Linked DNA regions of Homo sapiens: region 2 is linked to region 1. Evidence: chromatin loops called from intact Hi-C (ENCODE). Cell type or tissue: heart right ventricle. All regions are shown on one strand. Each heading gives the region's core, and the rest is flanking DNA. Links, peaks and the distances in the headings are about the cores only. Region 1 has its middle 69 kb from the start of ZBTB20. Region 2 has its middle 52 kb from the start of GAP43.

Region 1 (15,767 bases), core at 4,670-12,669:
AGCCTAAGAAGGATTAGAACTGTCCTCCTTGACTTAGAGATTAAGTGGATCGTATGTCAAAGAAACAGGAAAATGAGTTCCTACAATCACAAGGAACTGAATTCTATCAACACTGTAATGGATTTGGAAGCAGAATCTTCCCCAGAGCCCCAGATAAGAGCCCAGCTGACACCCTGATTCCTGCCTTGTGAGGCCCTTCGCAGAGGATCCAGCTGAGCCATTCTATTCCCAGACTTCTGACCCACTCACTGTGAGATACTAACTGGGTGTTTAACCTTCTAAGTTTGTGATAATTTGTTATGGCAGCAAGAGAAAACTAACACACAGAAAGAAAACCATAAGAGCCTAGTATCACAAAAGCCAAGGCAGAAAGAAAAGTTGTACTTTGTACTTTCAGTTAAGAAGTCATTTACTTTTTTTTTTTTTAAATGAGACAAGGTCTCATTCTGTCACCCAGACCATAGAGCAGTGGTGTGATCACGCCTCACTGCTGCCTCCACCTCCTGGTTTCAAGCAATCTTCCCATTCTCAGCATCCCAAGTAGCTGGGACTACAGGCATGCATGCACCATCATGCCCTGCTAATTTTTTATTTTTTGTACAGACAAGGTCTCACTATGTTGTCCAGGTTGGTCTCAAACTCCTGGGACCAAGCAATCCTTTTGCCTTGGCCTCCCAATGTGCTGGGATTACAGGAGTGAGCCACCATGTTCCACCATCATTGCCTTTTGATAAAGTAGTTCCTCCTTCTTAATGAGTAAGGTACTTAGGACTAGGGCTTCTTCTAGTCGCCATATGGCTTATACAGCTTGCATTTAAAGTACAATGTCCAGCAAACTTAGCCTGACATTACTCATTTCTTATATATAGCATTTATCTTTTCCAATACATTTAAATATTTTCAGTTGAGTACCGAGTCTTTTCTCAATCAAAAGTAGCACTATCAGTTCTAATAAGAGGAGTTTTGAATGGATTTTGCTATGCAGGTAAGGTCCAAAGGTAGGAGTTGGAACTGAATCTGGCAATAGAGGGCAGGAAAACATAGATAAGAGTAGAGGCAAATCTTCTGTGGGAGTCGGGATGGGAAGCAAATGAAGACTATGCAAGTGGGAGCAAAGCCCTGTGGCAGAAAAGAGTATGCAAAGGCCCGCATGTGCTAGAAGGCAGGGAATCCACCCACCTTTTACCCAGTTGAGGCTAGTAGGTGTGTTCTGGGGTCTCAAAGGAATGACAGGGAGAACAGCAATGTCTAAAAGCGATTGAAGAAGGGTTGACTTCTGGGAGAGTAGCTGGGATGCCAGTGGAGGGATGAATGTAACTGCAAGTTAATACCGAGGGAGACAGTATTAACAGAGAGGTAAGCAGCCAGTAACAGGAGAGGCCAGGACATGAAGCTGCATGGCCCATATCCACAAATGGCAAATTTAATGATGTTAGTTGTTCAGAAGCTACTTTTGAGCCTCTCTCGGGGAGAATTGAAAAGAGCCTCTTCCATGGGATGATGTTAATAAGGGCCTGATACAGAAAACAGTTTTTGGTTGCTGCCATGACCTTAAGTTTTTTTTTTAAATATCTTTTCAGATCAATGGAGCCTGGGGCAGCATCTGTTATGTAGTAATACTTTTTTCTAAATCCATCTCCAAATTGTTCATTGTTTGGTGGTTAATTCAGGCTTTCACTATTTCTCCAAGTGCCATAGTTAGTGCTTAAATAGGCTTTCACCTTCTTTGCATATTTAGGATAAAGCTTTTTTTGGTTTAGACTGCAGAAAAAATGGAGGCTTCTTTCCATCCCTTCATTTCGGATGCCAAGACAGCATGTGATATTTCTAGCTCTTTTATGTTAAAATTCTAGTTCATTTTGTGTATTTTTCTGTTATTATCACCCTCTTGCTCAAAACAGATCATTATATTATAGACATAAGTTAAAATATATGAACTTCTGTTAACTTGGTTTCTGGAGAATAAGCATGGAAACAATCTCCTTTCTTTATTTGAAGGTTTCTTTGTGGAGTACTTCATTTGGAACCTTGGTTTGTACTGCAGCAGCTGGCTTAAACACATATTCCTTAGTCTCACCTCCCTCTTTATTTTGATGGCCACTGACTTACTTCAAGCCTTCTTATTTTTTGATGGGACTACTAAAATACTTTACCCATCTCTGGGCCCAATCACACTCATAACTCACACCCTACACCATAGGTAAGAATGGCTGTTTATACACACAAATCCAATTATGTCATCTTTGTTCACTTCAATGGCTTAACATTGCTGATAAGATAATGTTCAAATGCCTCTGGGATAGAGAACCAGAACTTTAGTGACCTCTATCTACCTATCCATCCTCATCTTCTTGCCTCTTCTAAATAAATTCTGCACTTAAGCAATACTAAACTACTTGCCTGGCCTCTGTGCTATTTCTTTTTTTCTTCCCCTCTATTGCTGGCTCACCCTGTCTCTGTGCTCCAAAGCACTGTAATCATACTTCTATTGTAGTGCTCAGTCATGTGGACAGCTACAATGTAATGTGTCTTCAAGTAGATAGTGAACTTCTGGAGGTCTGGAATTATATTTAGTTATCTTTTTATTATTAAATGAACAATTCAATCTCTAACTAAAATTAATGATGATTTGGTATATGTCTCATGCTGTTCATGTTTCTTTTCCCTTTTAAAATGTGCATGTTTACTTTCATACAATAAGTGTATCATCATCCAGATATAGGCATTACCTGGGTAGTGTAAGAGCTTCTTACAAATGCAGAATCTCAGGCTCTTAGACCTAATAAATCAGAATCTGCATTTAAAAAAACCCCAAGGTGATTCATATTTCCAATACAGTTTGAGAAGTGTGGATCTAGGAACTATTTCATCTAATAGTTCTAATTGCATTCAGGATAGTCAGAAACCCCTTACCAGTGTCTCACATGTGTACTTTGGTGGAGTATACAGCTTTAGGAGCTCATAAGCTTTTCTCACCAGCCCCAAAATCCTTGCTTTACATGACAAAGTTAATTTCTCTGAAAACAATCTTTATCATTTGTTAAAGCAACTTCTGCACCTGAATTGGGTAGTATTCATATGGTGGATTATCCAAAGTAAGCTTAAAACAACCACTCTCAGACTGTGAATTAGGCCAGCTCATCCCACCCCTGATTTTTCCTGTGGACAGTTCTAACATTTGCATTGGACTTTCAGCCTTCCCCAGATGAAGATAACTGCGTTTTTGTTACCTATTCTTCTCTACAAGGACACTTATCTTGGGCTGCTTCTCTTTATTACTTTTATTGTCTTTGAAAGCTAACTCTAATTTCCCATTTTCTCCTCTGTCTCATATTTCTTCTTTGCAATTATATTCATCCATCACTCTGTCTATAACATAGTCTAATCTTAGTTCTACTCAGCTCTTGTCTCAATAATATTAATGAGATAAGTATGAAAGGCTGCATATCAACAATTTCATAGTCTTTTGTTTCTTTAGTTCTATTCAATCATCCCAGAGTCTTGAAAAGTGCATAGAATCTTTACATATCTTCCAACACCTTTTATGTATGTCTTTTCATATATGCATTATTACTAAATATTTAAGTATAGGCATCAATATATTTTCTGGAGTTGTGCCCATCTATCTCTAACAGTGTTCCTCCTTGCTTTGAAGTCTTAATTATTCTCTAAAAGCAGATTTATACTTAAGGTCTAATCTCCTGTTGTTCTGACTAGCTTTTTTCTGCTTAAACTATTCCAGATTTTTCTTAAATAGCATCATCTCCAATTCATTTTTAATAGCAATTGGTTTGTATTGTTCTACTTTGCTTCTGCAAATGTAATAACTGACGTCCTTCCTTCTAATATATACTCTCCATGCTGTACCTTTCAACACAGGCCAACCCATTTTTGTTTGCTCTTACTGCCATAATTTTCATTCAGTGTGTCAGAGGATGTGTCCTGTTAGCAGAGCTAACAGGCCACAAAGGACTTAGGGTCTCCTTCGAGTCCTTATTCTTTAAAAACTTCGTGGTCCCACAGCACAGTGTGGTAAAGCAAGGTAAAAGGAAGGCAAGGAACAAAACAGGAAATTATACTATTACAGGAAATTGTTGTAATAAAGTGAAAAGCCAAGGAAGCAAGTGTCCAGCAAGTCATAAAATTCTAATCATGCAGCTGGGACAAATTGAACCTCTACTCACCAGCTGGCAGAGTTTTGTATTGTTCTTTTTGTCTTTATTTACATCTAAGTGCATACCTTTGTAACTTGAAGGCCACCTGGTCATTTTACAGTTGTGGTAATGAAGATGCAAAAAGATTTAGTGACATTCTTAAGTTTTCACCGTAGTGACTGGCTGAATCAGGTCTAAAATATGGATCTTCTGACTCTGAGAGCAGGACATTTTCTCTAAGAATTGAAATTTCTTAAAGATCAACAGTTGTCAGACCCTGCCTTTATTAAATTTTAATGTGGCAAATCTTCCTCACAAGACTTTACAAGGCCATTTTACAGATAAGAAATCTGAGGCTGAGGGAGGCAAACATTAAGTTCATCATTGTGAAAGTGCTCTCTTTTATCCCAGAAGTTAGGTTCACATGCATGAAATTACTTTCCAAAGTAAGCATTAATGTATTAGGCACCTGAGAGGGGCAGAAAGAGGAACATACTTCTTTTCAAGGAGAATAGGAGCCCTGTAGTTGCTACAGCAACTGGGAACTGATGTAAGGCATTCCTGCTAGAACATTTTCACATATTGAAGGTGTCTTCCTGTCTGACCAGAAGCTGAAAGAGTTTGGTTAGCTTTGTTAATTAAAGCAGAGGTATCTAAAATGGGAAGTATGCACCCCAGGAAATATGCAATTCAGTCTTCTAGGTTGCCTGTTCTCTGTCCCCTACACTGAAAAAAATATTGTGTAATTTTTTTTTTTTTTTAAACAGAGCCTTGCTCTGTCACCCAGGTTGGAGGGCAGTGGTGCCATCTCGGCTCACTGCAACCTCTGCTTCCTGGGTTCAAGTGATTCTCGTGCCTCAGCCTCTCGAGTAGCTGGGACTACAGGCATGTGTCACCATGCCTGGCTAATTTTTCTATTTTTAGTAGAGGCGGGGTTTCACCATGTTGGCCAGATTGGTCTCAGATTGGTCTCAGACTCCTGACCTCACGTGATCCGCCTGTCTCGGCCTCCCTAAGTGCTAGGATTACAGGTGTGAGCCACTGCGCCTGGCCCACATTTTTAAAGAAGTATAATATACACAGACAAGTGCATGTAAGTATATAGCTTAATAAGTTTTCACAAACTGAGCATACCTGTGCAGCCAACATCAAGATCAAGAAATAAAACCTTAGTAGCATTATAGAAGTCATTCTTGTTCTTCTTTTTAATCAATATTCTCAAAGTTAATCACTATCCTGACTCCTAACTCCACACAGGCATACTTTGTTTTATCACACTTCACTTTATCACACATCACAGGTAATGTGTTTTTTACAAATTGAAGGTTTGTGGCAACCCTACATAGAGCAAGTCTATTGGCACCATTTTTCTAACAACATGTGCTGTGCTCACTTTTTGTCTCTATGTCACACTTTGGAAATTCTGGCAATATTTCTAACTTTTCCGTTATTATATCTATTATGGTGATCTGTGATCAGTGATCTTTGATGTTATTAGGTTAGAGCAAAAGTAATTATGGTTTCACCATTATTTTTAATGTCAAGAACCCAATTACGTTTGCACCAAGCTAACACTATTGTAATTGTTTTGAGGCACCACAAATTATGTCCATATCAGACGGCAAGCTTAATTAATAAATGTTGTGTGTGTTCTGACTGCTCCACCAACAGGTCATTCCTGTCTCTCTCCCTCTCTTCAAGACTTCCTATTCCCTGATACACAACAATGTTGAAATTAGATCAATAATAACCCTACAATGTCTACAATGGCCTCTAAGTGTCAAACCAAAAAAAAAAAAGGAAGGAAGAGTTGTACAACTCTGATTTTAAATCAAATCCTAGAAATGATTAGACTTAGTGAGAGAGTCATGCTGAAAGCTGAGAGAAGCCCAAAGGTAGGCCTCTTGAGCCAAACAGTTAACAAAGATGTGCAAAGAAAATTATTTGAAGGAATTAAAAGTGCTACACCAGTGAACACACAAATGATTAAAAAAAAAAAAAAAAAAGAAAGGAGTGAAACAGCCTTATTGCTGATATGGAGAAAGTTTGAGTGGTCTGTATCAAAGATCAAACTAGCCATAACATTCCTGTAAGCCAAAGCATAATCTAGAGCAAGGCCCTGGATTCAATTCTGTGAAGGTTGAGAGAGGTGAAGAAGCTGCAGAAAAATGTTTGAAACTAACGGGAGTTGGTTCATGAAATTTAAGGAAAGAAGCTGTCCCCATAACGTAAAAGTACAAGGTGAAGCAGAAAGTGCTGTTGAAGAAGCTACAGCATGTTACCCAGAATATCTAGCTAAGCTAATTAATGATGGTGGCTACACTAAATAACAGATTTTCAATGTAGATGAAACAGACTTATAGTGGAAGAGCCATCTAGGATTTCATAACTAGAGAGGAGAAATTAATGCCTGGCTTCGAAGCTTCAAAGAACAGGCTGACTCTCTGGTTAGAGGCTAATGCAACTGATGACTTTAAGTTGAAGTCAGTGTTCATTTATTGTGCTGAAAATCCTAAGACCCTTAATAATTATGCCAGATCTACTAAGTCTGTGCTCTACAAATGGAACAACAAAGCCTGGATGATGGCACATCTGTCTATAGCATGGTTTACTGAGTATTTTAAGCATACCATTGAAACCTACTATTCAGGAAAAAAAATTCTTTTAAAATATTACTGCTCATTGACAATGCACCTATCTCAGACCCAAGAGCCCTGATGGAGATGTAGAAGGAGATTAATGTTCTTTTAATGCTGGCTAAAACAGCATGCTTTCTGCAGCCCATGGATAAAGTAGTGATTTTGACTTTCAAGTCTTATTATCTGAGAAATACAGTTTTAAGGATATCACTACCACAGATAGTGATTCCACTGATGGATCTGGATGAACTACATTGAAAACCTTCTGGGAAGGATTTACCATTCTAGATGTCATTAAGAACCTTCATGATTCATGGGAAGAGGTCAAAATATCAACGTTAACAGGAGTTTGGAAGAAGTTGATTCCTGTCCTCGTGGATGACTTTGAGGAGTTCAAGACTTCAGTGGATGAAGCAGCTGCAGATGTGGCAGAAACAGCAATAGAAATAGAATTAAAAGTAGAATCTGAAGATATTTCAGCCAGATTTGCTGCAATCTCGTGATCAAACTTGCATGTATGAGCAGTTGCTTCTTATGGATGAGCAGAGAAAGTGGTTTCTTCAGATAAAATCTAATGGTGATGATGCTATGAACATTGTTGAAATGACAACAGAAGACTTAGAATATTACATCAACTTAGTTAATCAAGAAGTGGTAGGGTTTTAAAGGATTAACTCCAATTTTCAAAGAAGTTCTACTGTGGGTAAAATGCTGTCAAACCTTATCTCATGGTGCAGAGAAATCTTTTGTGAAAGGAAGAATTAATGTGGCAAGTGTCATTGTTGTCTTTTCTTTATTATTATACTTTAAGTTCTAGGGTACATGTTCACAACGTGCAGGTTTGTTACACAGGTATACATGTGCCATGTTGGTTTGCTGCACCCATCAACTTGTCATTTACATTAGGTATTTCTCCTAATGCTATCCCTCCCCCAGCTCCCTACCCCCTGACAGGCCCTGGTGTGTGATGTTCCCCTCCCTGGGTCCATGTGTTCTCATTGATCAATTCCCACTTATGAGTGAAAACAAGGGGTGTTTGGTTTTCTGTTCTTGTGATGGTTTGCTGAGAATCATGGTTTCCAGCTTCATCCTTTTAATCACAAATGATTAAAAATTCATTTGTGATTAAATCCCTACAAAGGACATGAATTCATCCTTTTTTATGGCTGCATAGTATTCCATGTTGTGTATGTGCCATATTTTCTTAATCCAGTCCATCATTGATGGACATTTGGGTTGGTTCCAAGTCTTTGCTGTTGTGAGTAGTGCTGCAATAAACATACCTGTGCATGTGTCTTTATAGTAGCATGATTTATAATCTTTTGGGTATACCCAGTAATGGGATCACTGGGTCAAATGGTATTTCTAGTTCTAGATCCTTGAGGAATCACCACACTGTCTTCTACAATGTTTGAACTAATTTACACTCCCATCACTGTTGTCTTATTTTAAGAAATTACCACAGCCACCCCAACCCTCAACAACCACCACCCTGATCAGTCAGCAGCCATTAGCATCAGGACAAGATCCCCCACCAGCAAAAGGATTACAACTCAGATGATTACTAGCATTTTTTAGTTAAGGTTTTTAGATGTAATTCCATTACACACTTAATGGGCTGTAGTATAGTGTAAACTAAACTGTTTTTTTTTTTTTTTTTTGAGATGGGGTCTCACTCTGCTACCCAGCCTGGAGTGTGGTGGCATGATCTTTGCTCACAGCAACCTTTGCCTCCTAGGCTCATGCCATCCTCCCACCTTAGCCTCCAGCGTAGCCAGGACCACAAGTGCACACCACCATGCCCGGCTAATTTTTGTATTTTTTGTAGAGACAGGGTTTTGTTATATTGCTCAGTCTGGTCTTGAATTCCTGGGCTCAAGCAATCTGCTCACCTTGGCCTCCCAAAATTCTGGTAATACGGGAGTGAGCCACCATGCCCGGCAGTGTAAACATGACTTTTATATGCACTGGGAAACAAAAAAATTCATGTGATTGCTTTATTGTGATATTCATCTTATTGCAATATTTTATTTATTATGGTGGTCTGGAATTAAACCCACAATATTTCTGAGGTATGCCTATGCATTAGTTTTGCTTGTTTTTGAGTGTTATGTCAATGGAATCATACAGTATGTTCTCTTTTGTGCCTAGTTTATTTCACTCAATGTTATGTCTTTACATAGTGTGACAAAGTTTTTTTCCTCTTGTTTAATTTTTATGTTTTAACTTCTATAACAGTTCAGTAATAGATGCATATAATTTATAAATAAGCCAGGGATGTGTGCATAAAAGTTTGCAGTTCTTGGGTTAAAGTATGGCACCATTTGTGTGAATGTCAACTTTAAATCCCAGATAGACTCATTAGCTTTTTAAAGAGAGAACTACTCACAACTACAGACTATGATGACCTCATCTAGGTATTTGTATTTAATAAACATTTATTTATGAGAACCCACTATGCACAAGTGTTTGTAGGCACTGTGAGAGTTACACAGGCAAAATAAAAAGATGTAGCTCGGTCTTTCAAGGAGTCTATCACTGGTGGGAGAAACAGTGCAGTAAACTCATATGATCACTCCAGACAGAATTGAGAATCTACAAAAGAGACACAACTAAAATGATATAGAAGCCTGGATGAAGGATGACCAATCTTCCAAGAAGCTAGAAAAGGCCCCTCGAGACTTGTACTAGATAAACTTTGAGCCCCTTTATACTTTCTAGCTTCCAATATTTAATCAGATTTCTCATTACAGACATAGGATCTTTATTCTCACTGTGCATTGCTTTATGTTTCAGGTTTATGGATACACGGTATATATTGTGCTCAGTCAAAAGGGGGCAGCATTCACCCTTCTTCTGAAAATCAGAGACCACTTTGGCCACATCTCTTTCTTTCTAGGAAAAGAATACTTTTACCAGATAGCGTTTCAGAACATAGATATAAATTTTAAGCCTCTTGTTTTAATTGTTTGTTTATAGAGATAGCAACTGATTTGCACCTTCATGTCACAGAGCCCAACATATTGCACAGGTATAAATGAAGTCAAGCTGTCTCTGTGCCCAGTTTCCCTTATTTCTGCCTTTGTCCCTTGATTGGGCGTGGCAGTCTTGCTCAGACTCAGATTGCTAAAGGGCGGTGGCTGAAATGAACAAAAGGAATCAGACCTTTACTCTTAGCCTGAGAAAAAGATTGCCAAGGGAAGCTTGGGGAGAAAGCGCAATGCTGAGTGGTTGCATCATTGTTTTGACTACCTAATGCTTTTTTTCTCTTCTGACTGTTTATCCTTTTTAAGCTTCTGTTTATAAGCATAACAATTATATGAAAGGTAAATAAGTTACATGCACTACAGGGATGTATGACTGTGCTCTGTCTTGGCGGCATTCATCTCTTTATTAGCCAAGTAACCTTTACAGTTTAAGTACTACACAGTTGCTGCAGTCCTTTTCTTGCTGACGCAGTAGTAGAGGCAGTGGTGGTGAAAACTGAGAGAGGTTTAATGCTGAAGGTCTCAGACTGTGTATCTCTATGTCTATGACCTCTAACCACCAGACCAGCAGATAACTGATTTCATTTTGTTAGTGAAACACTGATTTTAATTGCTGACTTATACAGCTTCCATGTTATACTTGATTGGTTTTGAGAAAATCAATGTTGATGGCCAAAATTCCAAATTAACTATTTCTTTCTAGATTTAATCATACTGTATACAGCCCTAAATTGCCCTCTAAGCGACTTAAAAAAAAATTGAAGAGTAGAGCTTTACCAAATGTCTCTGAATGATAAAGGAAGTTGACCCACCCTATAATTAGCTTTTGTAAATATCAAGTCAAAGGTCAGAGCAAAGGTCATCTGTTTTCTTTCTTTTGTGAAGAAAACAAGGGATTGTAGTCACTATGACTGATTTCAGAATAGTAGCTAAAGATGAAGTCATTGCTTTCTTTCAAAGCAGAAATTGTAAAATTAAATAATTTGGAATAATCACAGAAATAATTACATTAATATGAATAGCAAATAGCAGGTGATAATTTGTGTAGCATTTACAGATACTGTGACCCTTGGTTTTAGACCTTGTGCAGTGTTTTTCTCTGTCAGGTACATGATGCTGGGAGAGCAGCTCTCTAGGAGACCTCTGATGACATCATGTCACTGTCCTCTGAGGCCACAACACAGCTGCCATGCCACACACAGGCTCAAAACACACAGTGGGGCATAGCCAAAAAGTTCACAAAGTAAAGAAATGTCAACTTTCTACGTTTTAGCATTCATTTGCCTGCATTAACCAACATTGTGCAATATATAAAGTCTAAAGCCCATGTGAGAGATAAGACAGAATTATTTGCATTTCTGCTGAAATTAAGCATGATGAAGTAGAAACTTATTACTTTTAAAACCAAAAAATGAATCTAAATATGTGTGTATCAATCAAATGATGAGTTAGGACTTCCTCATGAACTGGAGAGGAAAATTAGATGACCAACTATCCTGGGTTGCTAGGGACTGAGAAGGTCTCCAGGATGTGACATTTTCAGTTTTAAAATCAAGGCTATCTTAGGCAAACTGCAACAAGTTGGTCACCCTAACTGGAAGAGATCTTTTTGGCTATGCTGTCCAATTATCTTATTTTGCAGCTGAAGAAAATAAAGATTATGGAAATCATAAGATCCCAGCAGGATTATTTTTCTCCCTAATTCTTGTCAATGTCTTTTCTTTTCCTAGCTTCTCAGGTCATGTATTAAACTTAGACCACAGGATCATGCAAATGGCCCCTATTAGGTGGGCCAGGGGGTGAGCACCTAGAGTGCTCCTAGAGTGGAGGGATGGCTCCAAGAGTGGCTGTCCTTCTTATATCTGAAGGTGACTTGGCTGACTGTGGGAATGCCTGGCTATCTTCCAGGAGAGCCGAGAATGCCTCTATCAATAGTTTGAACACTGTTCTGCAACTTTCTGAGTGACACTGCAAAGTACCAAAGATAGAAAGAAGGCACAGAGGGGGAAAATGGGCATCTCAGTCTGCTCTGGCAGCTATAACAAAATACCGTATACTGGGTGGCTTATACACAACAGAAATTTATTCCTCACAGTTCTGAGGCTGAGAAGTTCAGATCAGGGCATCTGCTGACTCAGGTGAGGGTCCCCATGCCGGTTCATGGATGGCACCTTCTACATGTCCTCAAGTGGTGGAAGGAACTAGCTAGCTCTCTGGGACCTCTGTTATAAGGGCTCTGCCCTCATGTCCTAATCACCTCCCAATGGTCCCACCTCCTAATGTCATCAACTTAGGAGTTAGGTTTTAACTTATGAATTTTGGGGGTCACAAATGTGCAGATCATAGCAACGTTCAGATCATAGCAACTGGGTTCTGAGACTTGAGCAATGTCAGGGATTCACAGCATTTCAAATGTGTGGGCAAGTTGCTGACACCTTTTCTTCTGGGTCATAAGGAAAACAGAAAATGTGATTAAATAATTCAGCCTGATTTTGGGGTTTTATTTGTAATGACTCCTAGAAGGATTTGCCTTTCCAAATAAGGACCATGGAAAGTAATAAGTACATAAATGAATGAAGAGGCTGAGTGAGAGGTATTTTATAGCTGCGTGTGTTGGGGTGGGTGGGGCACTGAAGGGAGAGTTAGATGGTGATGTACTATATAGACTGCTTTGTGTTGGGGTGGGTGGGGCACTGAAGGGAGAGTTAGATGGTGATGTACTATATAGACTGCTTTCAGTGTTTTCCTCAAAACCCTGGAACATTTCCTCAAAACACATGATGCTAGGAGAGCAGCTCTCTAGGAGACCTCTGATGACATCATGTCACTGTCCTCTGAGGCCACAACACAGCTGCCATGCCACACACTGGCTCAGAACACACAGTGGGGCATAGCCAAAAAGTTCACAAAGTAAAGAAGTGTCAACTTTCTACCTTTCAGCATTCATTTGCCTGCATGCTTATACCAGAAAGAAAATGAGAACTACTAATACTGCTTATACCAGAAAGAAAATGAGAACTACTAATAATACTTCATTTTCATTCATCAAGGAGAATAATTACAGAACTAAAGAAGAGAGAGCAAACATGGTAAAAACATAGTACAAACAAAATAAAACATACTCAAAACAGAATAGATGGAGGCAAGGGTAGTCAAAACTACTAAGAACCCAGATATGTGGTTATTCTTCATTAAAAAATAGACCTATCTCTCGTATTCCTATTTTATCTACTGAATGTATTATCCTACCTCAATCCACTGAACTCATCTCTAATTCTCAACCTGAATGCTGTTCCCTAAGGAAAGTCTTCTCTAACCTCCTGATTCTATTTTAGGTCCCCCTATTAAATGCCTTTAAAACACTGTATACTTTATCATAATGTGATACAAAAATGAAACTTGGCATGAATTAAACTAAATTACACTTATAATAATTTAATGTCTGTATCCCTGCTAGACTGTAAATTTCTTTTTTTTTTTTTTTGAGATGAAGTTGTCTCGCTCTGTCACCCAGGCTGGAGTGCAGTGGCACGATCTCGGCTCACTGCAAGCTCCACCTCCCGGGTTCACACCATTCTCCTTCCTCAGCCTCCCGAGTAGCTGGGACTACAGGTGCCCGCCACCACGCCTGGCTATTTTTTTTGTATTTTTTAGTAGAGATGAGGTTTCACTGTGTTAGCCAGGATGATCTCTATTTCCCGACCTCGTGATCCGCCCGCCTCAGCCTCCCAAAGTGCTGAGATTACAGGCGTGAGCCACTGTGCCCGGCCACTATAAATTTCTTACAGTCAGAGACCATGCCTTTTTTGGTCATTGTTGAAGCTGCTGGTACATAGTAAGCACTTGATAAGTGTTGTTTGCTGAGCTAATGAACCAATCATTTGAAATGACTTCACATTTTCAGATTTTGTGCAAGATTCCTGTTGTATAGATCTGTAATATATGGCAAAATCAATAAAATGTATTGTACCCCAAAACACTTCCAATGTGTGTGTACAGTATTCTATTAGTAGAACCAGTTCTATAAAGACTACTGAATCCAAATCTTGGCTCTTGTGCTATCTCTGAAAAGTTACACCTGTAAGCCTCAGTTTTGCCATTTACGAAATGGCATTATTGTGTCAGCTTCAAAAGTTTCCTCTGAAATTTAATGAAATAACAGAGGATAGACATTAAGCATGATACCTGGAACATGATGTATTTTCCACAATTATTAGGTTAATTCGAATAATTAAAAATTTAGAAATAGTTAAATGCCCCAAACTTCTCAAGATGGTGAAAAATGTATGTGACTAGAGAATAGGATGTAGTCTTAGTTGTTCTATTGAGTCATTATATAACGTTAGGCAAATTACAAGTATCTCTGGGAATAACTTTCTTTATTTACAAAATGAAATAGCTAAACTGTCGTCTTATGATCCATCGTGAGAAAAAGGGTGTTGTGGATGTCCTAAATTTATATAAAATTGAATGTTTATGTGGTAATTTTTTCTAGTCATATCTTTTATTTGGTTCTTGAAAGGGATTGAGTTGCAAGTCAGTTTACTGGGAAGCAGACTCTGAGATGGAAATTAACGTGCAGGAAGTATACACTACACAGAATAAAACACTCTCAGGATTAACATCTATCGGAGGAGGGAGAGAAGAAACAGGGTTGGGCAAAGAGAGAAGTTGGCTGTAAGCAATCATCCAACCTTTCTATGTTGAATATTTTGCTAGATTGTTTTTAGGATAAAAATGACTAACATGATAGCTGCAATGATTTCAGCATGTTATAATTAAACAGATAGTATGGTGGAAAACTGTGGTACTATCTTCCCAGTATCCCTCCCCTGTGAACTGCTCCTTCCTTCATTCCAATGGTGCCATTTATGGAGTAGATGCTGTGTTCTTATAGACTTTACTACTGGCAAAAACCACAATTACTTTTGCACCAACCTAATACCTTGTCACAATATTGCTCAAGGGTCGAGTAAAAACATAAATGGTCAGTTTGAATCAGTTTTTAAATTTTCCTGGGAAAGACAGTCAATCTGTTGGTAGAAGCCAAAATGTGAAAGTCAGGATCTGGCACTGCTCATGATCTCTGTGAGTGAGGAGGCCTTGAAGGAACTCAAAACAATTTCAAATGTATATATACCTGAAACTCTAAACAATAGAGTTTCAAATTACATGAAACAAAATCGATAGAACTAGAAGCAGAAATATATAAATCCACAATCATAGCTGGAGAACTCAATACTCTCTCAGTAACTGAGATAACAAAGAGATATAAAATTAGTAAAGATATAAAAGACATGAACAACACTATCAACCAACTTAAATGAATTGACATTAATAGAATACTTCACCCAACAATAGAAGAATATATATACTGTTTAAATACACATGGAACATTCATAAAGGTATATCATATTCTTGGCTATAAAGAATTTAAAGATTTGAAATCATACAGAGTATATTCTCTGACCATAATGGAATTAAGCAAAAAAAAAAGAAAAAAATCCATAACAGAAAGATATGTAGAAAATCAACACATATTTTGGAAGGTAAACAATACATTTCTAAATAATCCATAGGTTAAAGAGGAAGTCACAAAGGCAATTAGAGAGAAAAATATATATGTACATAGATATAATTTTTTTTTAAAGAAATGGCATCTTCTCAGGTTGCCCAGGCTGGTCTTGAACTCCTAGGCTCAAGTGACCCCCCCCACTTCAGCCTACTGAGTAGCTGGGACTACAGGCATGTGGCACTGTGCTCAGCTCAAGAAGTATTTTAAGTTGAATGAAAACAAGAACCCAATGTATCAAACATGTGGGATGCATCTAAAGAAGTAGTACATGTGTAATTTATAGAATTAAACACTTACATTAGGAAAAAAGAAAGATCTGAAATCCATGATCTAGATGTTAAGAATCTAGTAAAAGAGGATTAAATTAAGTCTCAAAGTAAACAAAGAAAAGAAAAAAGTAAAGATAAAAGTG
Region 2 (15,767 bases), core at 3,635-11,634, 350 kb after region 1:
GATCTAAGCAAACAGCATACTTGATACAAGAGGAGACAGCTTAGAATTTATAATTAGGAGCCTGTTTCAACTTCCTTCATAGCAGTACTGAAATCCTTTTCAGGGGTATCTTGACTGCCTTGAAAGTGAATGTCATTGAGGATTTTTTTGCCCTCTCTTGTTTCCTTGGCAACAGGTTGGTGATGCAGCAGCTGAAATCCACCATGTCCCTGGAGATGCTGGTGTGGGCAGGTCGCAAGCCACTGGTATTGGCTGCAATGGATACTGAACTTGACCAAATCTTTTCATTCTAATCCTTCTAAATGCATTATACAAAGAAATCAACCTAATAGAAGAATGCTTTACAATATAATTATTGGCATGACTATCAGCAAGGAAAGTATTCATCCTTCTTTTAAAAATAGCTAACCTTTGCACGCATAACTTAATCGTGAGTTTTAATATGTAGAAGTTTCAGGTAACTGTATACATCGATTCATGTCAGAGCAATACTTTGAAAAAAAGAGTTCAATGTTAATATAAAGTCTGAAAGAAAGGGCCAAAAGATCAAGAATTGGCACCCTTTCCTTTAGATTTATGTCAGGCATATTGTCCTCTTCAGGCAGCCACGTCCAACAGCTACTCTGTATCCCTTGAATGTTCTGAAACAAATCATGCCTGTGATCTGCAGAGAAAACGTGGAGGGACTGGAAATGGATCTCGTCTGTCTTCTTTTCTAGAAGACAAGGGAAAGGGGGCAACTAGCGAAGAAAGGTCAGCTGGGGTGGGGGTACCCTTTAGGGAAAACATACAAGATGGCTTCAGGGACAGACATAAATGGAAATGGCTATAACAGTCTTAGATGGACAAGGCAGCTGGAATACAGATGGGCCTACTGCCAGAGATGGGATGGCTTAGACACTCAGGAATGGGTGAAAGGGGCTTTATGTGAACATGATAAACAGAGGGAGATTCAGGTATCAAAACCAAGAGGACCTATTTGTGGAACACATGAGCAGGGATGTCAGAATTTGGCAAGGAAAAAAATTAGTTTAATTCACTTAAAAAGTAGATTTTAGAACAAAATGGATTTCTTTTTAAAATACTTGAATCCAATCATTTGCTGAATTTATGCTGAGAATAGATTCAGAAGAAAAGAAGACGTGAAAGAGAATGTGTTTAGCCTAAAAAGTATGCAGGGGAAACAAATGCTGAGAAAACATAGTAAGGGTGAGGGCTGGGTGGAGTCTGAGAGACAGATGAGCAAGATTATGTAAAGGGAAAGCAGGAAAAGGAAAGATGAAGAAGTCAGACTAGACAAAGATGCTATTCCAAAACTATCAAAGGAAAGAGAGTGCCTAATATGGGCAACTCAACTGAAGAAAAATACACTAAACATGTATACTAAACATGTGATAGTTATCATGAAGCATGCTGATAAGTGTTATTTTAAAATGATACATTTTGCAGTGGCCACATTGTAGCTTGTGAACATCCTGAGTAATGAGTTCCTTCTGAAGACTAGAAAAATGTACATGTAACTTGCTTTTTGTCATTCAGTACTAATAGCCAGTTCAGGTACTGAGGAATAAATATCTTGGGAAAAGACATTTTATTTATTTTAAGAACATGCTCACTGACCTAACCTTTTGCTCCCTCCATTGACATAAGCAGCATAGCCCAAATAAATCAAAAAGGTAGTTTTCCTTCATGTTAAGGTCAGAACACATAGCATAGGAACATAAAGAATAAAAAGGAGCAATCAAAGAATTCTCAGGCCAGGCGCGGTGACTCATGTCTGTAATCCCAACACTTTGGGAGGCTGAGGTGGGCAGATCATCTAAGGTCGGGAGTTTGAGACCAGCCTGACCAACATGGAGAAACCCCGTCTCTACCAAAAATATAAAATTAGCCAGGTGTGGTGGTGCATGCCTGTAATTCCACCTACTCGGGAGGCTGAGGCGGGAGAATCGGTTGAACACCGGAGGCGGACGTTGCGGTGAGCCAAGATTGCGCCATTGCACTCCAGCTTGGGCAACAAGAGCGAAAGTCTGTCCCAAAAACAAACAAACAACAAAAGAATTCTCTCTCTGTTGCACTTAGTGCTTAATTGCACTGGTTCTGGAGTCAGGTAGCCTGTGCGGGAATCACAAATCTAGTTTTTAATAGATGAGTGGTCTTGAAAGAGGAAATTCACTTGTCCAGGAAACAGCATTTCTATCTTTAAAATGGTGATAATAACAATACCCACCTCATATGGTTATTGTTAGAATTAAATCAGGAAATCCATGTGAAACTTTCAACACAGTTCTTGGCACATAAAGGAATCTTAGCTACTATATTTTATAATTGTCAAAATACTTGACTAATCAATCTAATTTTGAAACCCAATGAAATTCATTATTAATTTAACATCTGGATTGGGCAGCTATGTTGAACAAAATGGAGTAAATGTCTCATTCCAATTCTTTATCTGATAGTACATCTGATACTACCTCATATATAAAATTAGGTTTGCTAATGCTTTCAAAATCAGTCTATTAATATTAAAATGTTAGGCAATCATAGGCTTAAATTATTTTTCTTCCATTTTCCCTTGGATGTTTCCATTTTAAAAATAGCATTCAAATTTATTTAGTTCCGTGAATTTAAGTTATGCTAGACTTAGAGAAACAGTATCTTTTTAATCAACTGGTGGTTCATTACACAGATTCACTGAAAATTTCTGAATCATCTTAAAATGTTGCCTGTGATATTCCTTTGCTGTTTTCTTTTCTGTCTCTTTTTTCTTTTTTTTTTTTCGTGGTAACCTATATGGATTTTATTGAAGTGGAAACAGAATAGAAAAGGGAATAGAATTGAATTCATCTTGGTCAAGTATCTTTTAATGCAGAGCAGAGGTCAGATACTTGATAAAATAGGAGTAAATGTTCTAGGTCATGCTGGCACCATCAACAGCAGTACAGCCAGCAGATAAAGGAAGATATTTGAACAAGGGGAGCCCACAGGATGGTGAACAGACCAAAAGGGTAGTGATGTTTCTACATGACAATAGGCCATCAGCAGTTGGGTGATGAAGGAGATGAAGGAGACTGGACCCTCAATACCAGAAAAGAAGGGCAGAGCATAATGATGGCTTATAAATTAAATGAATCATAACCACATATTCAGGCAGGCAGCAGGTGTGAAGAACCCAAGAGAGGAGCAGGCTAAGAAGTGGGTAAAGAAGTCTAATAAGCAGCCGGGAGTGGTGGCTCAAGCCTGTAATCCCAGCACTTTGGGAGGCTGAGGCCGGTGGATCATGAGGTGGGTGGATCACGAGGTCAGGAGATCCAGACCATCCTGGCTAACATGGTGAAACCCCATCTCTACTAAAAATACAAAAAAAAATTAGCCGGGCGTGGTGGCGGGCACCTGTAGTCCCAGCTACTCGGGAGGCTGAGGCAGGAGAATGGCGTGAACCCAGGAGGCAGAGCTTGCAGTGAGCAGAGATGGCACCACTGCACTCTAGCCTAGGTGACTGAGCAACACTCTGTCTCCAAAAAAAAAAACAAGTCAAATAAGCAAAAAGCAATATTTATTATTGAATTCTATTAAAACTTTAAAGAAGAATTAATACCAATTTTTCTCAAACTATTCCAAAAAATTAAAGCAGAGTGAATTTTTCTTAACTCATTCTATGAGGCCAGCATAACCCTGATACCAAAACAAAGCAAGTACACAACCTTAAAAGAAAACTACAGGCCAGTATCTTTGATGAACGTAGACACAAAAATATTCAACCAAATACTAGCAAACTAATCCACAACACATCAAAAAAATGATAAACCGTGTCCAAATGAGATGTATCCCAGGAATTCAAGGATAATTGATATATGTGAATCAATAAATGCTATACATCACATCAATAGAACGAAGGACAAAAACCATGTGATCATTTTAATAGAGGCAGAAAAAGTATTTTATAAAATTCAGTATTACAAAATGTATGATAAAAACTCTCAATAGGCTGGGCACAGTGGCTCATGCCTGTAATCCCAACACTTTGGGAGGCTGAGGTGGGTGGATCATGAGGTCGGGAGTTGGAGACCAGCCTGGCCAACATGGTAAAACCCTGTCTCTACTAAAAATACAAAAATTAGCCGGGTGTGGTGTCAGGTGCCTGTAATCCCAGCTACTCGGGAGGCTGAGGCAGGAGAATCAGTTGAAACCAGAAGGTGGAGGTTGCAGTGAGCCGAGGTCACGCCACTGCACTCCAGCCTGGGTGAAAGAGTGAAACTCCGTCTCAAAAAAAAAAGCAAACAAACAAACAAAAAACTCTCAATAAATTAGGTATAGAAGGTAAGTACCTCAACACAATAAAGGCCATATATGACAAACCCACAGCTAACATCTTACTGAAAGGGAAAGCTTTTCCTCTAAGAACTAGAACAAGATAAGGATGCCTACTCTCATTACCCCTATTCAGCATAAAACTGGAAGTGCTAGCCAGCACAATTAGGCAAAAGAAATAAATAAAGGACATCCAAATTGGAAGGGGGAAGTCAAACTGTTCCTGTTTGCAGATGATATGATCTTATATATAGAAAAAACTAAAGGCTTTACCAAAAAGCTCTTAGAACTGATAAACAAATTCAGTGAAGTTGCAGAACACACAATTAACATGTATAAATCAGTAGTGCTTCTATACATGAACAACAAAGTAGCTGAAAAATAAGTCAAGAAGGTAATTCAATTTACAATAGCTACCAAAAAAAAAAAAGTACCCAAGAATCCAAGAATAAATGTAACCAAGGAAGTGAAAGACCCCTACAAGGAAAACTACAAAAACAGTGATGTCAGATGGTTTAGCTGTGTCCCCACCCAAATCTCCTCTTGAATTGTAGTTCCCATAATTCTCACGTGTTGTGGGAGGGAGCTGGTGGGAGATAATTAAATTATAGGGGCAGTTTCCCTCATATTGTTCTCATGGAAGTGAATAAGTCTCATGAGATCTGATGGTTTTATAAAGGGAAACCCCTTTCACTTGGTTCTCATTTTCTCTCCTACCTGCAGTCATGTGAGACATGGCTTTCACCTTCTGCCATGATTGTGAGGCCTCCCTAGCCACATGGAACTGTGAGGCCATTAAACTTTTTCTTTATAAGTTACTCAGTCTCAGGTATGTTTTTATCAACTGTATGAGAACAGACTAATACAGATAAAGGAAATTAAAGAGGATACAAAACAAATGGAAAAAACATCCCATGCTTATAGTTGGAAGAATTAATATTGTTAAAATGACAATACTACCCAAAGCTATCTATAGATTCAACCCAATCTCTATCAAGATACCAATGACATTCCTCACAGAAATAGAAACAAAATCATAAAATTTGTAGGAAATATCAAAAGACCCCAAAGAGCCAAAGCAATCCTGAGTGAAAATAACAAAGATGGAGGAATCACACTACCAGACCTCAAAATGTACTACAAAGCTGTAGTAGCCAAAACAGCAGGATACTGTCATAAAACAGACATGTAGACCAATTGAACAGAATAGAGAACCCAGAAATCCACATATTTTCAGCCAGTTGATTTTTTACAAAGGTTCCAAGAATGCTTACTAGGGAAAAGATAGTCTGTTTAATAAATGATGCTAGGAAAACTGGACATCCATATGCAAGAAGAATGAAACTAGATCCCTACCTCTCACCGTAAACAAAAATCAACTCAAGATGGATCAAAGACTGAAATGTAAGACCTGAAATGACAAAAGAAAGAAAATATGCTAGAAGAAATAGGATGATACTAGAAGAAAATATAGGGGAAGTGCTTCAGGATATTGGTTTGGGAAAATATTGTATGAATAAGATCTTAAAAGCACAGGCAACAAAAGCAAAAATAAGGTAGGATTATATCAAACTAAAAAGCTTTTGCACCGCAAAGGAAATAGTCAACAGAGTGAAAAGATAACCTATAAAATAGGAGGAAATATATGCAAACTATTTATCCGACGGGGTATTAGTATCATTAGAATAGACAAGGAACTCAAAATCTCAACAGTAAAAAACAACCTGATTTTAAAATGGGCAAATGATCTGAATAGATATTTCCCAAAAGAAGACATACAAATGGATAAGAAATATATTTTTTAAATGCTCAGCATCATTAATCATCAAGGAGATGCAAATCAAAACTACAATGAGATATCATCTCACCCCAGTTAGGATGGCTATTTCCAAACAGACAACAACAACAACACACACACAACAACAACAACAACAACAACCAATGCTGATAAGGATGTGAAGAAAAGAGTATTTTTATAACACTGTTGGTGGGAATGTAAACCAGTACAGCTACTATGGAGAACAGTATGGAGGTTACTCAAAAAACTACAAATAGAATGACCATATAATCCAGCAATTCTACTACTGGGAATTTATCCAAAGGAAAGGAAATCATTCTGTCAGAAACATTTACACCCCCATGTTTATTGCAATACTATTCACAATAGCCAAGATATGGAATCAGCCCAGGTGTCCAATAACATATGAATGGATAAAGAAAATGTGATATATATACACAATGGAATTCTATTCGGTCATAAAAAAGAGTGAAATCCTGTCATTCATGGCAACATGGATGGAATTGAAAGACGTTAAGTGAAATAAGCCAGGAACAAAAAGTTAAACACTGTATGTTCCCATTCCTATGCAGAATCTAAAAAAAGGTGATCTCACAGAAGTAAAAAGTAGAACAGAGGATACTAGATGCTGGGAAGTACAGTGGGAAAGGAGGGATGGGGAGAGATTTGTTAAAGGATACAAAATTACAGCTAAATAGGAGGAACACACTTTAGTCCACCATTGCTACCTTAAGATGACTATAGTTAACAATAATACATAGTTTTGAATAACTAGAAGGAGGAAATAGAATGTTTCCAACACAAGGAAATGATAAATGTTTGAGATGATGCATATGCCAATCACTTTGCTCTGATCACCATATATTACAGGTATCAAAACATTACTATGCACCCCATGAATATGTACCATTATTATTTGCCAATTTTAAAAAGTAAAATAAAAAAATAGACCCAGCAACCAGGGAACCATTAGTAGTTTAGAGGTGCAGCATCATTCTGCCTCATCCAGAAATTTCTTGGAAATTTTTATTGGGAAAGAAATCTTTAATGTGAACAGCCTAGAACTCGCAGATTTGAGGAGAGAGGTCAGTCACCAGACCGGAAAGACGAAAAGAAGAGGTAGCAGCTCAAGGTAGATATAGAACCAAAGCCTGTTTGATGAGCTAAATTCAGATAAATCACCAAAATCAGATGGCATCCACCCAACAGTGTTTAAAAATTTTGAGGTTGTGAGTTTGGGAGTCATGTTTAAACTGACATCCTGTCTCTGGAAATCATTGCTGTGAGGGGAATTTTCATTCTTTGTTTTTCTCCAGGACTCTCCGTACCTTGCACAAAATACCTGAAAGGTTCACTAGGCCATTTTCAAACTTGTATTTTTCAATCCTCAGGAAAATCTCCAGAGGAAGAGATGCTTGCCAACCAGAATTTCAGGGAGCCAATGTGGGCCATGTTCAGGTAGCTTTGAGGAAAGTAACACTGACCTCAAGCTGCAGGGTGGCACTGGTGCCACAGGAATGCAAAGACAAGGGAAAATTAAAGGAATGAGCCAGGTAATGTGGGAGGCACACAAGTATAAAGCCTGTTAAACACATGACTAAATAGTTAACCTACCAGGTCTACTTATTAATACATAGACTTTATATCCCCAATTTTCCTTCAATTATAGAAAAGTTGACTTTGCACTTTAAATGGCAGGATATGTGTATATATTAAAGTGTGTGTGTGTGAATGTAGGTGTGTGCTTGAATGTGTTCTTGGATTCCTGAGTAATTGAGCTGAGTCCCAGAAGCTAATAAGAAGAACAATATGTGAATTTTTTACTTCTCACTGTAAAAACTATTTTAAGGAAGTAAGTAAAAATAGCAAACCAGTGGAAATTTTACTAGATTATGCTCCTGCTGGCCCATATTTTGAACAATTTAAAACTGATAAAAACAGTTACCAGTAATTATTGGTAACACAGAGTTACCAATAATTCTTCTAATATGCACCCAAGAAAAATAAAAACATATAGCCACACAAAACATTGTACATGAATGTTCATAGCAGTGTTACTCATAATACCCCTGTATTAGTCTGTTTTCACACTGCTATAAATAAATACCTGAGACTGGGTAATTTGTAAAGGAAAGAGGTTTAATAGAGTCACAGTTTAGCATGGCTGGGAGGCCTCAGGAGACTTACAACCATGACAGAAGGGGAAGCAAACACATCCTTCTTCACAAGGCAGCAGGAAAGGGAAATGCAGAGTGGAGGGGAAGAGTCCCTTATAAAACCATGAAATCTTGTGATAACTCACTCACTATCACAAGAACAGCATGGGGGAACCCCCTCCCCCACACCTCATGATCCAATCATTTCCCACAAGGTCCCTCCCCTAACATGTGAGAATTACAATTCAGATTACCGTTCAAGATGAGATTTTGGTGGAGACACAAAGCCTAATCATATCAACCTTAAAGTGGAAACAATCCACATGTCCACCTGCTGATGAACAGATAAACAAAATGTGGCATATCAATACAGTGGAATATAATTTAGCAGTGAAAAGTAATGAAGTTCTGATATATGCTTAACATGGATGAATCTCAAAAATATTGTGGTATATGAATTAAGCCCATCCCAGAGGACCACATTTAGTATATTTCCATTTATATGAAATATCCAGAATAAGCAAACCTACAGAGACAAAGTGATAGTTGCCATGGGGTATGTGGGGCAGAGGAGAAATGAAGAATAACTGCTAATTGTTATGAGTGCTTTTGAGAGGGTGATGAAAATATTTTAGAATTAGATTGTGATTATAGTCATGCAACTTTGAAAATATACCAAAAACCTCTGAACTAAACATTTTAAATGGATTAATCATAAGGTATGTGAATTAAATCTCAAGTTAAAAAAAATGAACCACTCAGAATTTAGGAAAAGTACTTCCCCTGGTTGTAAGCCAGTATGATGCACTGGGTAACAGTTTAAGTTCTGGAATCAGACTGCCTGGATTTGAGTACAACTTTGCCACTTAGAAGCTATGTGATCTTGGGCAAGTTACTTGACTACTTTGTGCCCCAATTTCTTCATCTTTAAAAGGGGTGGATAATTGTACACACCTCTTGAGATAACCTTGAAGATTAATTAATAACGTAAGTGCTCGGAACAGTACCCTGTACTTTGCACAATAAGAACATTTATTATTATTATCATTATCATCTTTACTAATGTGTTGCCTTGTTGGGACCTGAGAACAGGGTCACACCCCAGTGAGTAGAAGGTGATAATTCTCTTAGGGAAGGTCATTATTCCTCTTGGCAATCATCCTGGCAAGCGACTGACCTTTGGAAGGTAACGAGATCTTGGAAAATAGGACATAAACATCTCACCAAGTCTAGGTTTTTCTTTTTCTCTGAGGCTTCTGACCCTTGGAACCAGAATTCTAGAGATTTTAGACTTGCTTGAGTAGGTTTCTGGTGATAGGGTTATGTTGGTCTCTACCTCACAGGAAGGCTTAGAAGGCAGGGAACCTCATAGCTCATCAGGAACTATCTAAGGAATATTTTGGTGTGCAATGACTGGCCCTTGAGCTCAGCTCTGAGCACAACCACATCCAGAAGCAGTTGTGTTACTCTATGAGTTGTGACTCCCTTTTGTCAATGAGGAACTTCAATAAAGTCCTATTAAAAGACACAGCCTGCGCTCTACTCTGCTGTGGGAAGTGAAGAAAAGGGTGCATTCCATCCATTCAATGAAATGTCATAAAGGAGGGCAGCCTCTGGCCCCATCTCCCTCTCACTCCAAAGTTAGTGGGATGGTTGCACAATTCACCAGGGAGGTCAGGTGTCCCAGATCACAGGAGGAAATCAGCAGATGTGCAATAGGCCTATAGATAGAGTAGAATTGATGAGTCCAGAGCACTAATGACTAGGAAAAGAGGCAGAGGCCCAGAATGACAAAGGATCCTGGTTGGACAGCACCATCCTGGACACTAGAGGAGGAAAGGACTAGGTGAGGAAGGGTAAGGACTGACATCCTATTACACGGACAGGTGGGGCTGAGAACCATCATAACTGAGGTACTTAGGTTACTATAAATGTGCCCATACTTTCAGACTAAGAGAAGAAGTTGGAAAATTTCCACAGTCCTTTTATTCAAGGAGCCTATGACCCAGTGTTTTTGGACTGTCACGTAAATAAAACAATGATAAAGGCAAACACCGGATTTTGGGGTAGATTGAGACCTGAGAGATCCAGGAAGTTTTCTTCTTATGCAAGATGTTGAAAGAAAGTCTGAAAGTAGAAATTTATAGTAACCTAAGTACCTCAATTATGATGGTTCTCAGCCCCACCTGTCAGTGTAATAGGATGTCATTCCTTAACTTCTTTAGTATAGGTGAACTAGTCAAACTCTTTCAAAACCCAAGAAATGAGGCTAAAGCTTCCGAAATCAGTGGCACCACATCTTCCATAAGAAGAAAACTTTCTGGATCCCTCAGGGCTCTATCTACCCCCAAATCCTGTGCTTGTCTTTATCATTGTTTTATGATAAAGTCATAAAACAGTCCCAAACACTTGACAATCCCAAACACTGGGTCATAGGCTCCTTCATATAAGGATTGTGGAATTTTTCATACTTCTCTTTTCTTCTATTTTTTTCTTTTTCCTTTTAGATTTCTGGGTCACCATTGCTTAACTGAACTTCTATTCTTATGCCAAGCACACAGAAAGTACTCGTTGAATGAATGAATCACCAGTTGAGGATAATATATTTATGGGAAGTAGTCAGATTGCAACCACACTTTTGTGTTAAGGTGGGATCCAATCACAGAGCTTTTGTTCCTTTACTATCCCTGAGATGTACTGAGCTGTCTGTTCTGACTCTCCCATTTCTGCTAAGTTCAGCCCCTTCCTTTTTTGGACCCATTTCCTCCTGTTCTCTATTCCTTTGTGCCCTCTGAAGCTCCTGTTTTCCTACCAAGAACATTTCAGCTACGTTCCGATCTTTTGTGAAAAAGACCTTAAACATTGTTGTTTAATGAATGCAGGACCTTTTACCTCTGAGGCTGCTTTATCTCAGTTCCACTGATTCCTCTTCTTTCAATTAGCATTCAAATGTTGATGGTTCTAGAATTAGACCATTTAATTTTACTCTTCTCATTTTGTATCTTCTCTCCTGAGGGGAACTGGAGACTAAGTATAAGGTGAACATTGAGCAGAATGAAGAGACAAGGCCAGCACATTTAAGTTGGAAGCTGATTGAGGAAAGATGATAATGCCAGGATATAGAGTCTAATTTGGAGGTCAGGGGTCATGGTGGGTATGGATGAAAAGTTCTTAAGAGCAGGAGTTGCATGAAGTTATGATTCTGAAAAATAATTGCTTGTGGGTTCTAGATGGACTAGTGACAGTAGAGCTTGAATCAAGGAGAACGGGTGATTTGAGCTGACCCTGGGAATTGGCAGTGGTATAGGTGGGAGAGATGGTTTTAACATATTTCCAAGGGAAAAAAAGTACAAGATGTAGTGACCTGTTAGACATAGCAGATAAGATAAAAGAAGTGAAAGATTCCTGGAGGTTTTGGCTTGGGTAATGCACAAATGGTGAGAACGTATTAACAAGATGACAAGTAGAAGAGGACAAGAATAATTAGCCATAATCTGACATGGTGGTATTATTAAAGTAATGTCTCTAGGTCTTTCACGGTCAGTGTCTCATATGGATGGTGGCAGCTAATTAATTCTATTAGAAGTGATGTAGGCAGGGCCTCAGTTAACAGATGACAAAAATATTTCAACTTGAAACTTTATTTAACCAAGGCTTCATAGCTCTTTCCACATTAACCAGGATTACCACAAAGATATAGCGTAAGAGAACTAACATGAAAGTCAAAATATTTATATAAGTCCCAGTTATGCCACTTGTCATCTGTGGAAGATAGAGCATTTCACTTCTTTGAGCTCATTTTTTTTCTCATCTGTAAAATGGAAAGATAATACCTCACAAGGTAGTGATAAAAGTTACATAAAATAATGTATAGAAAACTGATTTGTGAGCTGCCAACACATAGCTGGCTGGGGGAAATTGAATGCCAGTCTTAGGAATCATTTAGACTCAGGGTTTGAAAAGGCAAGATTTAGAGTTAGAATTATGCATCCAACATTCTGTCATAACTGCATGTCTATATTGTGATAAGACTTCGGAAGAAAACCCATCAAATAATCTAAATAGCTCCGTGAGCTGTGATGTTATACTCTTACACTTCACAGACAGATGGTGTGTCTAAGATGGAAGAGACCTCAAGGATCATATTGTTTTCTTTTCTAGTGATGAGTCTGAGGCAAGAGAGGTGATACAACTTATCTAAGATCACAGAAACCACTGATAGCCAGGATAAGACCCATGCTTCTCAACTAACTCCCGGCTCAGGGCTCCTCTGCTGTATTACAGAACATTCCCCTGCTACTGAAAAAAGACATCTCATTCTGGCCAAGGAGTCATCATCTTTTTTTTGTTTAATTTCCGTTTCATAAAGCCAGAATAATTTCTGGTCCAAAACTATTCTTTGCTGGCCTGGCTGATTTACCCAAACTGTTTTTCATTTTATCTTGCCCTGAAAACTAACATTTTTCTTTCTTTGGGGAAAAAAAAATGGCAAAGCAATGGAAAACTTGTACTCATAACTTCAGCATTTCTAAGCCCTGAGGCGGGGAGAGGAGAGGTAGAAGTGGCTTCACACTGGCAAGGGAATTTTAGCTGGAGCACTTTGCAGCCTTGTAGCAATGGAGAACTTGTACTGTGTGAAGTCTGAGATTCAAAGTGACAGGAAATTTGCGTTTTTTGCTTTTTATGCCACTGCTCCAACCTGCCATGGCACCTGTAGAAATCCCATTTTGATGATCTGGTCCTTACCATCTCCAATCCCATAATAACCACTTCCCAACTCCTTATGGAGGAGACTCTTGATAGAGGTCACTCTGACACCAGGTTGGGCAAGGAAAGAAAGTGAAATGAGAAAGGACTTCTCTTGACTCCCATGGTGGCTAGAGGAGCTGTTAGATGATTCAGAGCAGGGGACCTTGTGTACCGTCTTCAGCATTGACTCATTCAGGTACATTCTCCTTTGAGTGCAGAAGTGTGCTCTAGGGATGTATTAAATGGAGAGTGAAGATATGAACAAAGCTCTGATGATCTCCCATTCACATTCGGGGGCAGGAACTGTGCTTTCTTTATCTTAATATCCTTTGCACTTATCTCACTACTCTGCATATAGAAGAGTGCACAGTACAGTTCTGTTTGTGTGTGTGTGTTTAACTTATTGACATGTAGTTCACATAGCATATGCACAATACAGTTTTGCTGAATAAATACATCTGAAGGAAACAATGACTTCCTCAGACATCCAGCAGCCAGATTATCAAAAGCTAGCAGTGGCTGGGCATGATGGCTCACGACTGTAATCCCAGCACTTCGGGAGGCCGAGGTGGGCAGATCACTGGAGGCCAGGAGTTCGAGACCAGCCTGGCCAACATAGCGAAACCCCAACTCTACTAAAAGTACAAAAAATTAGTTGGGTGTGGTGGTGCATGCCTGTAATCCCAGCTACTCGGGAGGCTGAGGCAGGAGAATGGCTTGAACCCTAGAGGCGGAGGTTGCAGTGAGCTGAGATTGCGCCACTGCACTCCATCCTGGGCCGTGGAGCCAGACTCTGTCAAAAACAAAGAAAAAAGCTGACAGTATTATTTCAAGCAGGAACATTTATTGAGTCCCCCTACCCCCAACAAATACTCATCCATTTGCTTGTTGATAATCTTAATAAAGTTTTATTTTTCTTAAAGTTCTGATAATGAGCACACAGATGTTCCCAAGACAAATAATAATTATTAAACCTTTAATGAATGCATATTATGAGCCCATGCTATGTTAAGCATTTTGTGTGCCTTTCTCATTTATTCATTACAACACCCCTTTGAAGGAAGCACTATTATTAACCTCATTTTATAGCTGAAGAAACTGAGGCTAAGAGAGGCCACACAATTTGTCCAAGCTCAAGAGAAAAGCAGGGAAAAGCAGGATCTAGATGAAGGTCTATAGATTCTGAAACCTTTTTACATTTATCAAGAACTTTCCAATTCTCCTCAAGTGATCATTTACGCTTTAGAAAAAAACACAAAAATCTATACTTTCATCAAGGTAGAGGATGCTGATGCTTGAGATAGACCAAAGGAATTGTTAACATGGAAATATTTGCAGAGCCGAGAGGAAGAGAAGCTGGAACCCAGTAGAATGCTGGTGCTTTTCATGGTTTTACTGTGAACCAGTCTTGCAAGCAGAGATTATACAGATGAGGATACTTGGAGATTTTTTTCCACTGCCTCTCTCCAGAGTTTTAGAATGCCTCACATGAGTTTGACATGGCCATCTACAAAGCATTTCTCTGACTAGGATGAGAGCCAGCAAATAAATCCTTGTGTTTCCATTACAAATTGTTTTGAGAAAAGCTTCATACAATATTTGAAGTTGAAGGTGGAAAAAGGGGTTGCAATAAAAGAACTGATGGCAAATGGACCTTTCAAAAGATTTTTGAAATGTGTACCTATTATATATAGGTATATAACATCTATTTAACATGTGCATATTTGGCCAGAAGCTGTGGCTCACAGCCGTAATCCCAGCACTGTGGGAGGCCTAGGTGGGGGGTTCACTTGAGTCCAGGAGTTTGAGACCAGCCTGAGCAACATGGCAAAACTTAGTTTTGACAAAAGTACAAAAATTATACGTGCATGGTGGCACACACCTATAGTTCCAGCTGCTCAGGAGGCCGAGGTGGGATGATCGCGTGAGCCCTGGAGGTGGCGGTTGCAGTTAGCTAGCAGTGATGGCACTACTTCACTCAAGCCTGGGTGACAGAGCAAGCCCCGATCTCAAAATGCACACACACACACACACACACACATACACATATACACACACGTATATTTACATATATATTCATATTTACCTTATTTATAATTTTCTATACTCCCAAGTATATCTTTTAACACCAGAATAATTTAGATAACACCAGAGAATCCACAGGCTTCATTCACACTAGAGATAAATGGACTTTGGCAATCACATATGGAAAGACCACAATCATTGCTCCAAATCGACAGAGATAATTGTGCCCTGAATATTTTTCTAAAGGGAAATAAAAACAAGAAAGCTTATTTCTAAAGGGAAAGAAAAACAAGAAAGGTTTAGGTTTAGGAGCCCAGAAAAGAATAAAAATAGCCATGAGCACAAAGTTCAATGGGTACAAGTTGAACAGCACTGTGGGACTTGCAGGTGAGGAGACTCAACCTACTCTCTTCTGAGCCATCTATACATTCCTCCCCCATAACCCTCCATACATTCCCAGCAGCATCCTGCACTGGAGACCTCCTAAAAATTTCAGATTCCTAGGCAACACCCATAGCTTGGTGAACCTGAGAAAGTCAAATTGTTTCTTATTTTTGCAACATTGAGTAATCAATGCACACAGGAGCTTGGGGAGCCCACTGTATTTTCTGAAGTTAAAAAACAATGCTGTCTTGTTATGTTGTGAAGGTGTTGCGTTTACTTGCTGGAGACCTGAACTTGCTACAACTTGCTGTGCAATGGGTGGTAGATCAAGTGATGGTTTGTAA

What was found. A loop is a pair of places that touch in the nucleus more often than their neighbours do. Peaks named below come from ENCODE experiments on the same cell type or tissue, not always from the same donor. Only the 100,000 strongest peaks of a DNase experiment are listed, where the experiment ranks them.
Region 2: it touches region 1 in a loop (4-fold over the local background); 17 of 110 quality-filtered maps call a loop at or near these places.

What each region holds. Positions count from the first base shown.
Region 1 is chr3:115,208,125-115,223,891 of GRCh38, forward strand. No RefSeq gene overlaps it. Among named protein-coding and RNA genes, the nearest start is that of ZBTB20, 69 kb to the left of the region's middle. RefSeq lists an enhancer at 9,359-11,258. In heart right ventricle, for the core only: CTCF peaks have their summits at 5,826 and 9,634 (motif pointing right); no DNase peak of the experiment used is centred there.
Region 2 is chr3:115,564,011-115,579,777 of GRCh38, forward strand. No RefSeq gene overlaps it. Among named protein-coding and RNA genes, the nearest start is that of GAP43, 52 kb to the right of the region's middle. In heart right ventricle, for the core only: a CTCF peak has its summit at 7,602; no DNase peak of the experiment used is centred there.